Regions from separate parts of the Homo sapiens genome. Here region 2 is linked to region 1. Evidence: read pairs that join two places in POLR2A ChIA-PET (ENCODE). Cell type or tissue: GM12878. All regions are shown on one strand. Each heading gives the region's core, and the rest is flanking DNA. Links, peaks and the distances in the headings are about the cores only.

Region 1 (5,939 bases), core at 650-4,649:
AGGCTCCTCCTCTACCCCAGTTTACCTTCTTCACCTGTACTAAGCCGAAGCAAATCAGGGTCTGTCTTTAAGCTGGTCTTGCTTTCTCAGCTCTGCAGCTCCAGGGCCCAGCTGGAATTCATGAGCTATGTAGGAACCACCACTTTTAGGTCACCCCATCTCCATCACCTGACCAGGGCACAGCTGTCTTCCTTACTTGGCCCCTGATACTCTGAAGAACTCAGATGTAGATGACCCCAGGTGACCAGGAACACGACGGCTATGGATTTGAGCTGTTCAAGGACCAAGACCACATCTGATTCCTCTTTTTTTTTTTTTGAGATGGAGTCTCGCTCTGTCACCCAGACTGGAGTGCAGTGGTGGGACCTCGGCTCACTGCAACCTCTGCCTCCCACGTTCAAGTGATTCTCCTGCCTCAGCCTCCTGAGTAGCTGGGATTACAGGCACCTGCTACCACGCCCAATTAATGTTTGTATTTTTAGCAAAGACAGGGTTTCGCCAAATTGGCCAGGCTGGTCTCGAACTCCCGAGCTCAGGTGATCCGCCCTCCTCGGCCTCCCAAATATTCCTCTTCTTACCTCCTACTATGTTTGACACAGAGTCGGTGCTGAGTAAATGTTTGGGGAATGGAGAATGCCTCCAGATTCACACCATGAGGAAGAATAGGCAAGATTACCAGACTTTTTTTTTTTTTTTTTTTTGAGACAGAGTTTCACTCTTGTTGCCCAGGCTGGAGTGCAATGGCGCAATCTCAGCTCACCACAACCTCTGCCTGCCAGGTTCAACTCTCCTGCCTCAGCCTCCCGAGTCGCTGGGATTACAGGCATGCGCCACCATGCCCAGCTAATTTTGTATTTTTAATAGAGATGGGGTTTCTCCATGTTGGTCAGGCTGGTCTCGAACTCCTGACCTCATGTGATCCGCCCGCCTCCAAAAGTGCCTGGATTATAGGCGTGAGCCACCGCGCCCGGCCCCAGACATTTAACAAATTGCAATTGCCTAATAGATCACAACTAGAGGCTGTACAGTTTTGAAAAAGTATTAAGATTCCAAGCTCTAAAAGCTGGCAGAGGAAGACAATCAGATGGTCACAGTCATTCTTTCCATCCTAGAATTCAGAATGTTAAATAATCAAACCAACACCTGCTTCACAGGGTTAGAGGCATTTGGATTTCCCCTCTGAACATAAACGCAAAGAAATGAATAAAATGATAAATACAGAAAGGATACCAGATTACTGACTTTAAAGGGAGGTCATTCTTAAGTTTGTTCATTTTGACCAGGGATCATCTTATTTAGAGCAGCTGTAGAAAATGCTGTGTGTCTTGGGAAGTTGTTCCCTTTCTCAGTTTGAGAACTTGATTCTTTTATTTAATTATAAACCATCTTCGTAGTATCATGGTGCCATGATTCAAACACTGCTGTGGTTTTTGTTTTGATTATAATTTATTCTTAAATGACAAATCCTCTCTAAAATCATCAAAACGTTTTAAGCAAAATCTGCAGGGACTCTGTGAAGTCAACCTATTTCAACCCTTCCATGGCTGTGAGAAAAACCTTTAATTATAAAGGGTTCAGCTATGTTCAAATTGTAGTTACTGTATTTAGTGGGGGATGAATAGGCTTTCAAGAAACTATCAAAGATACTCTAGCAGAAAGGCAACTTAGAACATCTCAGAAATCAAAGAACCTTCAGCTACTCTAGACAGATGCCGGACATGTGAGTAGAAGGAAAGAGCAAACAGTGTCTTGCTTTTCTTAGCAGCTGAAATGCAGGGCTGCTTTTCAGGGGGTAATGGCAACAATCGTTCTTCCAGTAGTTTCATTTTCAGCTGGGTGGAACTCATCTTACTTTTTTCCTTCTCCATTATCTTTTGGGAAAGGGAAGGAATAAACACACACACACACACACACACGCACACACACACACACACGCGCACACACACACACACACACACCAAAAAAACCACCCAACAAGGAGTGAAGGAAAGCGTCTTCCCCCAACAGCAATATCACCTAGTCAGGAGGAAGCTTACACAGGCAATCAACCGCCTGCTTAATCACTTCTCTCCATTTTTTTTTAAAGCTATCTACTAGAGTAATTAGAGTAAGTTATTAACCGGGGCAACAAGCTTTCATGCCAAGATTTGACACTTTAAAACATCAAAGCAACTAAAACTGCCAGAGAAAAGCTTTAGCTACCAAAGCAGAAGCAGAAAACCATGGTGTGGTAAACCACACTGTAAATAAGCCCACAGCACCATGAGTGAGGAAAGAGCTTTCTTTCCTCTTTAAGATGAAAAAGAAAAAGGCAGGGTTACATGGGGGACTGATAACAATGTATTCAATACAGGGACAGCCAATGTGCCACCACTCCTCCAAGCCATATCTGTGACAGACATTACTAACTGATCACAGAGTCGGGATGTGGCCCACAATCCTTCCTCACATGCACTTTTGTTGTTGTTGTTATACAGAATCTCGTTCTGCCACCCAGGCTGGCGTTGCAGTGGTGCAATCTTGGCTCACTGCAACCTCTGCCTCCTGGGTTCAAGTGATTCTCCTGCCTCAGCCTCCCGAGTAGCTGGGTGAATGCCACCACGCCCAGCTAATTTTTGTGTTTTTAGTAGAGACGGAGTTTCACCATGTTGGCCAGGCTGGTCTCGATCTCCTGACCTCACACTTGAGGTCACCTCAGCCTCCCACAGTGCTGAGATTACAGGTGTGAGCTACCATGCCCAGCCTCACATGCACCTTTGATCAATGGATCAAAGTGGGCACTCAAGAAGAAATCGATTTGCCACCTCAAATCTAGTCTAAGTGGATATTTCTATTTCTTTGACAATATAAATCATAATTTATGTTTAGCTAATGGATCTATACTATTGCTTTAATAAAGAATCATACTTTTAAAAAGAAAGCATAACTGAACATGGAATCGTGAGTACCTATCTGTCAGGTACCCACACATGAAGAAACTAAGGAACCTTCAGGTGGTGAGTTACTAAATTTGCATGAGTAGTAAAAAAAAAAAAAAAAAAAAAAAAAAAGAAAGAAAGAAAAAAAAAGAAAAAGAAAAAGAAAAAGGACTGTTCCCTGTAGTTTTCTTTGGCAAATTTAACCTTAGAAAGTGACTGTAGGCCGCAGGTGGTAGCTCATGCCTGTAATACCAGCACTTACGGAGGCCAAGGCAGGCGGATCACTTCAGGTCAGGAGTTCGAGACCAGCCTGGCCAACAGAGTGAAACCTTTTCTCTACCAAAAAATACAAAAATTAGCTGGGTGTGGTGACAGGCGCCTGTAGTCCCAGCTACTTGGGAGGCTGAGGCACGAGTATCAGTTGAACCCGAGAGGCAGATGTTGCAGTGAGCAAAGATAACCCCACTATACTCCAGCCTGGGCAACAGAATGAGCCTCCGTATCCCCCCAACCCCCTACCAAAAAAAAAAAAAAAAAAACCTCAGAAGAAAGATTCAAGCTATAAAACAGCCACACTCACGCCTGTAATCCCCAGCACTTTGGGAGGCTGAGGTGGGCAGATCACCTGAGGTTGGGAGTTCAAGACTAGCCTGACCAACATGGAAAAACCCCGTCTCTACTAAAAATACAAAATTAGCCAGGCATGGTGCCACATGCCTGTAATCTCGGCTACTCGGGAGGCTGAGGCAGAAGAATCACTTGAACCCGGGAGGTAGAGGTTGTGGTGAGCCAAGATCTCGCCACTGCACTCTAGCCTGGGCAACAAGAACGAAACTCCATCTCAAAAAAAAAAAAAAAAAAAACAAAAACAAAAAACAGCCACCACCATGACCACTGAATTCACATTACTATCTGCCAATCACTGAGAACAGTGCTTCACATATATTTAACTCACTTAATTTTCACAACAGCCCTATAAGGTAGGTAGCATTATTGTCCCCATTTTATAGATGAGGAAACTGAGGCTCCTGGGTGTTGAGGAACCTGTATAAGGTCACAGCTATTGGCAGAACTAGGATATGAACCTAGGGAAGTTGAGCTCTGGATTCTGTGCTCTTAGCCCCCATGAAACTGCTTCTGTGCTCTGATCTATATTAATCCCACAATTACTGAGTATCCACTATGTGCACACACCATGCCCTCAAGCAATTTAAAATAGAGAGAGAAAGATCAAAATGCAAACAATCAACTTCCACACAAAAGCATTATGAAAGAGATGCTATAATAGAGGTTCAAGTGTGTTAGCATATAAAGAAAGAATCATTAATTCTGCCTGGGGCAAGAATCAGGCCTGCTTCACAGAGACAGAGACATCAGAGCCCTGAAGGTTGAAGACAGAGAAGCTGCTAGTCCTCCTCCCAGCTACAGGCCAGTCAGGGGGTAAGGGTGGGTCAAGAGAACACAGCAGCTTCTTAGGCCACTCAAGCTCTGTGAGGACTTGAATGAGAAATGACCATTTATTCAATGACTAAATGACTAGGGAGAAGTGGTCCGTACGCAAAACCTCTTGGGAGTTGCCGTGACTATTCTGTTTTGCTTGGATTCACTCCCTATCTGCTATTACGACGATCCTAATATTCAGAAGTCTCCTAGGATCTTTATCGCTCTCCTTGTTTCTGAGAGTCAAATCGGGGTTTATGGCCTGCAAGGATGAGATTCAGCCTCAGGTAACATTTACAGAGTGAATAGTGCGCCCAGTGCTGGGCTCTGTGCTTTCATATCTGGATGGTCACCGGATCTTTTTAACCACCTTGAGGTAGGTGTGAATACTATCCCCATTTTCACAGAAGAGGACAGAGGGACTCCAAGAGGTCAAGTAACTTGCCCAAGGCCATATGGCTAGAAAGTGGCACATGGTGGATTAAGTACAAGGCGGAGGCAGAAGTGGAACAAAGCCATCCTGACTTGCAGTCTGATACTCTCTCCTCCACTCCTGCTGTCTTTTTTCTTGGGAAAAGATACCTCCAGCAGGGCTGTCTGACACATCTAGCTGGTAGACTCTGAAGCTATCAAGGTAGCAGAAAAGAACAAATGTGAATGTGCTCCGTGTCTGCACTTACCGATGATTTCATGGTCTAACCTCATATCACACTACCTTGGTTCACCAAAGTGACCACACTTTCAGTCTGCAGAAACAACACAGGAAATTATGAGTCCTTGCTCCCAGTGTCATAAGCACCTAGTAGGCGCTCAAAATTTCTTTTATGACAGCCATGTCTGCCAAAGTGGGTGCAGGGCTTTTTAAGTAGATTAAGATGTCAATGACTTAAATATTATCCTTTAAAATTCTGATTCTTTAAAATTCTGATTCATAAGAGTCATATGAGAAGCTATCAGTCCTGCAATCTAAGGAAGACACAATTTATTTCATGACTTGACCGCATTACTAAAATAATAAAATTTTCTGCCATGGCAGAAATCGGATGAATTTAATGAAATGGCAAAAAAAAAAAAAAAAAAAGAAACATCACCTGTTTACACACATGCACCCCAAATTACACCGGTGGACTGCACTGGTATTCCGTAAAATTACTGAGAGCCTGAACAGATTATACTCAGCTATGGTCCTTTTCTAGACTAGCCAAGGCCCCAGTCAAAGCTCTCCCAAAGAGAATATGGAAACAAAGAGCTTTTTAAGTGCCAGTCGGTACGCATAAACATCTTCTAAATGAACTTGATCAGTCTCTATTATGTCGTCTCAACATGAAAATGAGTCTAACGATGCAAAATAACAGCCACCAAAGAATAAATATTGTTTTTGTCTTAGAGAACTGTCTATTCACTGGTTCCAAATCAGGCTGTGTATCAATCATCCGGGGAACCTCAAAAAATACACATTCCATGGTTCCATACTAGACTTTGTGAACCAGAATGTCTGGAGATGGTGCCCAAGAACCTGCATTTTAACAAGTTTTCTGGGTGGTTCTAACATAATGCTAATCCATGGATCAGAACTGGGGA
Region 2 (5,939 bases), core at 907-4,906, 370 kb after region 1:
CCGCCTCTCCCTCGGGGGAGACTCGGAAAGGCTGCAAAAATCTGGGCGCCCGTTCGCTCGCTTGTCAAGAAGCAAACTGTCTTCACATTCTCCAAGAGCAACATCCCTGCCTAGGAAGAGGAAGGAAGAGGCAAAATAAATAAAACCAGTTAATGTTGTAGTTAACTTGCAAATCAAGTAAATCTGTTGGTGCCGTATTTGAGAAATAAACCATCACAGCGTCACAGCAAACACACACTTCTGAACGTCTTCATTTTGATTTAATGGTATATCAGCGTCAACTATCGCTTCCTCTGCTGGTACACACGGCCTGATGCCGCGGGAGGAGGGTGCCCATGTTTATCACCGAGTGAGATGACTAATTACACCTTGTCAATCACCGGCTATGAAGACATAAAACCAGCGCGCACAATGAAGTAGTTGCCTGCAGCGTCAATTAGTTGGCGATTCTGAGGTTATTGCGTGGCCCTGCTTTGGCCGCCTCTAATAACGGGACAGAGCGCCGGGCACCGCGCACTGATCAATCACCCTCCTTCCGCGGCCGCCCGGCTCCCTCCCCTCTCCCCCGCCGGGTCTGGCCTCACTTTCTCCGGGCGGCTTGCGCTTCCTCCCTCCGCGGCCCCGGCTCCGTGGCGCCGGCAGCCCCGGGAGCCCCGGGAAGTTTGCGCGCGGCAGCTCCGCAGCCGGCAGCCGGGAGCCCCGCAGCCTTCGGGGAGCGCCGGGGCTGGTGGCCCCTTTGTTGGAGGAGGCGTGGAGGGAGCGCTTTTGTTCTGAGTTAGTCACGGTGGCCGGCTGGAGGCTGCTACCTCATTATGCGCCGGGTCTGCTTGTCTGCGAGGAAGCAGATGGTGGGGAGGTAGGCAGCGGCGAGAGTGGCCAGACCTGAATTCCGTTCACCTGTCACCTCCCACAAAAGGCAGGTTCGGGGGACTTAGGCATTCGTTGCCACTTTCTGGGGGAGGGGGAGGTCGAGGGGCCGCCGTTTCCGGCGCCTGCGAAGGTTCCGTACCTGTCGGTGCCCGCTCCCCCCACCCCTTGCCTTTCCCTTGGCTGCAGCTTCTCGCACCGCGTAAATGTCACTCACGTGTCAGGATGTGTGTTTACAGCCTGTTCCTCTGCTTGTTTAGTCTCGGCGGACAGGGCTCAGCGGTTGCGCGACGTTCCCCGCCGCTGGGGGAGATTAGCAAAGTTACCCGCCTCTGGACCCCGGGGCCTGGGCCCCTAGATCCCGCCCCGCGGCGGGAGATGCGTTTGAGCCTTTTACAGACGGAGCGCGTCCCAGCCTGACGCAGAGGGATGAATAGACAAGCGCACCGGGCGGGAATCCCGACTGCCTGTGTATCTGGGGTCGGCCCAGCGTTGGACGTGGGCTGCTGGTCCGAGAGGTGGCGACGGAATCGCGTGCCTATATGTATGGGGGAGTGGAAAGTCGCAGGGTGTGTTTCCACGTTTCTTGAGCAGCCCGCGGCAAGAGTTGCTGAGTACCCCACCCCCCGCCCCCAGATCCTAAGGCAGCCCCTCGAGCTTTCCAAACGTATTGTATCCAGCCCTCCCGAGAGTGGAGTTGCACCAAGGACAAACACTCTAGCGTCATTACAAATTTTTTCTGCCCCTTGGGCGACCTCCAGATGAACCCTGGTGACTCTCAGATTGGATTTTCATTCCTTACTTTCTTTGAAAGAAAGTGCCCCAGATGCGTCAATAAAACATGCCTATGTATTCGTGTAGGCGTCCGCATGCCTGCGCGCCGGCCGTGTGCAGGCGCCGAAGCACACGTCTGTGTGAACACACGGGCACGCGCGTCTTTGGGTTTAGTGGTCCTTCCCTCGCGTTGGGGCATCTGTACACATGCAGAATATACACATATGATTGTAACTTCAAGTTTTTTCAATTATGCAAAACGACCTCGTAGGAGCACTTGCAGTGATTTAAGTAGAATCGCCTGAGCACGCAAGTGCAGGTATAACGTGCAATTTACCATTTTGCAGTTGCATCCTTCTTCCCAGCTCTAGACACTTACACCTGATGCGCATGTGTAAGACCCTAGCTCTTCAGTGGTGCTGGCTGTGATTTTGCCAACAGAGATAAAATTCGTGCTGGCTGTGTTATTGCCAACAGAGATGAACATGTGTATTTGCACACATGAACACAAGTTCATGTGCTTGGGCATTACACGCATACATATATTTGTGCACACATATATTTGTGTGTGAAAGTTACTTACACACGTGAAAAACATGATTTCATGCCTCAACTCTGTACCCTGTGAGGTAAACCGCAGGTCCTGACTATCCCCTTACCTGTCCTGGCAAACAAGTCATTTCAGACTGACACCCGCCTTGTCCCTATTAGACGGAGCCAAACCTGCCTCCGAAGCAGACCCAGATGGGACTCTGTAACCGAAGTGCTTATTCAGTTTTTGTCTACAATCATTTTATTTCCTAAATCCCTCCCCCACCAGACACCTGGGTATTTCCCTCCAGTCCCCAGGAGACTCTAGGGTGAGCCTGAAACCTGGAGGCTGGGGGTAGCAGTTGGGATTTACCCAGCACGCTACTTTGTTGGCCCCTGGGGAGGTGGTGCAGCCAGGCGGGTAAGGAGGACTCGCGCCATCAGCGGGGTCTGAGACATGGTGTGCCCAGTGGGCAGAGAATAGGCCTGTGGTTTTTAAGAACCTCACTGATATCGAATGTGTCTTGGAGTGAGAAAGTTTTTAATGGAAAAGGAGCAAGAGAGAGTAATGAAATAATTTGCTAAGTGCCTACTATGTTCCAGGCATTTTACATCCACAGTCTCTTTCAATCAACACGTCCATGCGGAGGAGAGCTTCTTGTCGCCCATTATAAAGGTCAGAAACAGGCTAAGGGAGGATAAGTCACTGCCTAAGGTTACAGTGCATGTAAATGGCAGAGCTAGGATTCGAACCCTGGCCTTTCTGAGTTCCTAAAGCCATGCTCGCCCCCACTCTTCCAGGCTGGGGAGAGACCGGGAAGAGCGAGAAGCTACACGCTGGGCTGCAGATTGGGCCCTAGCGGGCTTGGAGCGTGGATATGCTGGCTGGCCCCCCTCCCCGGGAGTCACAGCTCTCGCCGGTCTCGCCACTCAGGCTCTGCCGGGTACCCAGGAGGCTTGCACGGCCGCCTGCAGCCCGCTGTGCAGAGCCCGGGCCGAAGGCGGAGCTCGATGGGAAACGGCCGGCCGAAGGCTCTTGCAACTCTGCCACAGGCCTGCCTTCCCGGGCCTCCCAGGCGGGTGCCTGAGGCCGCGGCTCCAGGCCGAGGGGAGACCGCAGTGAGACGAGCATCCCCTTGCTGCGCCTTCTTAGGATAGAGGGTTTAATTTTCCTTTCTGAAGATATCGCAGGAAGCTGTTCGTATCTTAAAAACTCCAAACCCCGCGCTCTCCCTCCTCCCTGCCTCCCCCCCACCCCCGCCCTCCAGCCTCGCCCACCAGCTCCCACCATCTCGACTCTCCTCTGCTCCTCTTGCCTCTCCCCTCCCTCTTGGGTCTCCCGCCTTCCCGGAGCACGCGCTGCCAGGGCCTGGGGCGCCGAGCGGCCAATGGCACGGCGGCAGGACGTGATGTCAGGCGCGGCTGTAGAAAAGGCGCGGAGGCTTGCGCTGGCGCGGACTGCAGAGCCGGGGCTGGGCTAGGCGCGCGCTTGGAGAGCATTGCGCGCGGCTGGGCCCGCGGCCGGCGGCTCCTCCTCCCACTCTGCTCCTCCTCTTTTTTCTCCTCCTCCACCTCCTCCTCCGCCTCCTCCTCCTCCTCTTCCTCCTCCTCTTCAATTCTCCCGGTGGCTCGACTCGGCTCGCAGGCTTCGGAGAAACCCCTACTCCAGTCGCCGACTCAGCGCCCAAGAGGGTCGCCTTGGGCTGGGGGCGCACCCCAGGGAGGGGAGGGGTCCAGGCAGCTGGGCCGCCGCGGACACCTAGCGGCTTCAGGGTGAACCCCGACCGCAGCCGTCGCCGCCTCGGGCAGAGTTTGCGCCCTTGCTTTGCGCCCCGGGCGCTGAAGCCGGGCGGGCGATGCCCGCGGCGTGAAAGCGCCCGCGGCGGGCGCCGACCTCTGTCCTAGTCTCCTGCTCCCCCCGCCCCGCTTGTCCCGTGCCCTTGTGACCCTGGCTTTGGCGCCGTCGCCCAGGCGCCCCGCAATGTAGCTGCCCCTGCGCCTCGGCGGGAGGCGTCCTGCCCCGCGAGCGCCCGGGGCCCGGAGCCCGGCCTGGGGGCTCAGCCGAGCTCGGGCGGGGCCGGGGCCGCGGTGGCGATGCACCGGGCCCGTTAGCGCCAGGAGCGCCAGGCAGCTGAGGCGGGGGGCAAGCCCTCCCTCGGAGGAGCCGCGCCCCCGGCCCCGCCGGTCCCGCCGCGATGCTGTTCCACAGTCTGTCGGGCCCCGAGGTGCACGGGGTCATCGACGAGATGGACCGCAGGGCCAAGAGCGAGGCTCCCGCCATCAGCTCCGCCATCGACCGCGGCGACACCGAGACGGTAGGCGCGCGGCTGTGGGGTCGGGGCTGAGAGCTGGGATGGGGCCGGGCCAGTCAGCGCCTCTGCTCCCCGAAGTTTGGGGAGCGTCCTTCGTGCCGCACGGGACTGGGTGCTGGGGATCCTCGGTCAGAATGCAAGGCCGGTGGCTCCCGGTTCGGGGGAAACCCGGCTGCTGGGACGCAGAAGGGAAACAAGGTTGAAACCGAAATCTCGGCCCTGGGGGTAGAGGAGAGCGTTTCTTCCGAACTGGAAGCGAAGTCCCATCCGCGGCCCGGGGCGGCTCCCTTCTCACCTTGCCCGGTGCCGGGGTCGACAGCCCCGCGCTCTCCTCCACCTCTCGGCTCCGGTTGCTGGCGGCGCCGCGAGCGGCGCCAGGGAAGGGCGAACCAGCTGGGAGCATTGGGGCTCCAGCCGGCTTGGGCCGCTCCCAGCTTTCCGGCAATCGGGGATCCTCCTCAACCCCCAGCGCAGTTTCAGAGGCCGAAGTCTTCGGGGCCAACATTTGTCGTTGATCGCGTCCCCAGACCCTTGACTGGTCAGACTTAGCCAGGCCAGGGCTGGGAGTTCAGGCTCCGGCCTGGCCCTCGCCGAAGGAGACTCCATTTGGATCTCTACACCTGGCTCCGCGGGCCCAGCCCCAAATAGCCAGTTCCTCGCCTCAGGCCTCCCTGGGGGCCAGACGAGCAGACACTGCCCGACCAGCGGGCCCAGAAGTGACCTTTAGGAGGCCGCGGAGGTGGGGAGCACGGGAGAAGCTTCTCTGCTCCGGGAGCAGGAGCAGCGGCGCCAGTGTCCTCCCGGCCTCTGAGCGCTTCTTCGGTTAGACCTTCTCTGCTGGTCAGTTTGGATAGGGAAGTATTTGGGTTGAACCTGTCCTTCACCCACGGACTTTGAGGGTGTCCCTGCACCCCACTTACCTCATCCCCGGACCCAAGAGGGCCCCAGCCCGTGTGGCAGAGGAGCCAGAAGTTGGCTGACTTGTCCTGGCCTTAACCTCTGGTCTAAGGATCCAGGGATCACTGGAGCTGGGGCCCAGGAACTCCGCTGTCTCTCCAAAGAGGATTCTGTGTGGAGGGTGACTTAATGGTCACCTTATCCCCCGGGTGGCTCATTTAAGAAGCAGTTTAGGGAAAGCTCTTGGAGGGCTTGACTGGAGTAGCTGTCCTGGTCCCTAAACACAGCCCGAGCATTTTGGGGGAAAGGACAGGGAGGACTGGAAGGAAGAGAGGTAAGCACCAGAGCCATTTAGGCCAGGAGCCCGGCCTGGGCCCGTGGCTGGCGAGGGCTGCGCAGGCAGGCCTGGGTTCTGAACCGCCCAGAAATGGAAATGGGCCTTTTGGGGTGGGGGGAAGCGCGCCGCATGTCCTGGCAGCCCCCTCCGCGTTCAGGGTAGCCAAGGCCACAGAGGGAGTTGTGGGTGCCGGTTTCCCGGCGGCGGAGGGGCCGCTGGCT

What was found. ChIA-PET counts read pairs that join two places held together with the same protein. Peaks named below come from ENCODE experiments on the same cell type or tissue, not always from the same donor. Only the 100,000 strongest peaks of a DNase experiment are listed, where the experiment ranks them.
Region 2: POLR2A ChIA-PET joins it to region 1 with 8 read pairs; 2 of 35 experiments call an interaction of 5 or more read pairs at or near these places.

The regions. Positions count from the first base shown.
Region 1 is chr9:123,636,017-123,641,955 of GRCh38, forward strand. All of the region lies in intron 9 of DENND1A (DENN domain containing 1A), which reads right to left. Among named protein-coding and RNA genes, the nearest start is that of MIR7150, 150 kb to the left of the region's middle. In GM12878, for the core only: no CTCF peak of the experiment used is centred there; a DNase peak (open chromatin) is centred at 2,215.
Region 2 is chr9:124,007,982-124,013,920 of GRCh38, forward strand. LHX2 (LIM homeobox 2) reads left to right here and starts at 3,787. Exons shown (of 5, transcript NM_004789.4): 1 at 3,787-4,487. The coding sequence starts at 4,368. LHX2-AS1 (LHX2 antisense RNA 1) reads right to left here and starts at 1,415. Exons shown (of 2, transcript NR_135129.1): 1 at 1,085-1,415; 2 at 1-110. RefSeq lists enhancers at 1-133, 134-844, 4,699-5,271, 5,272-5,844 and a silencer at 3,711-3,760. In GM12878, for the core only: no CTCF peak of the experiment used is centred there; no DNase peak of the experiment used is centred there; H3K4me3 peaks cover 1,784 bases.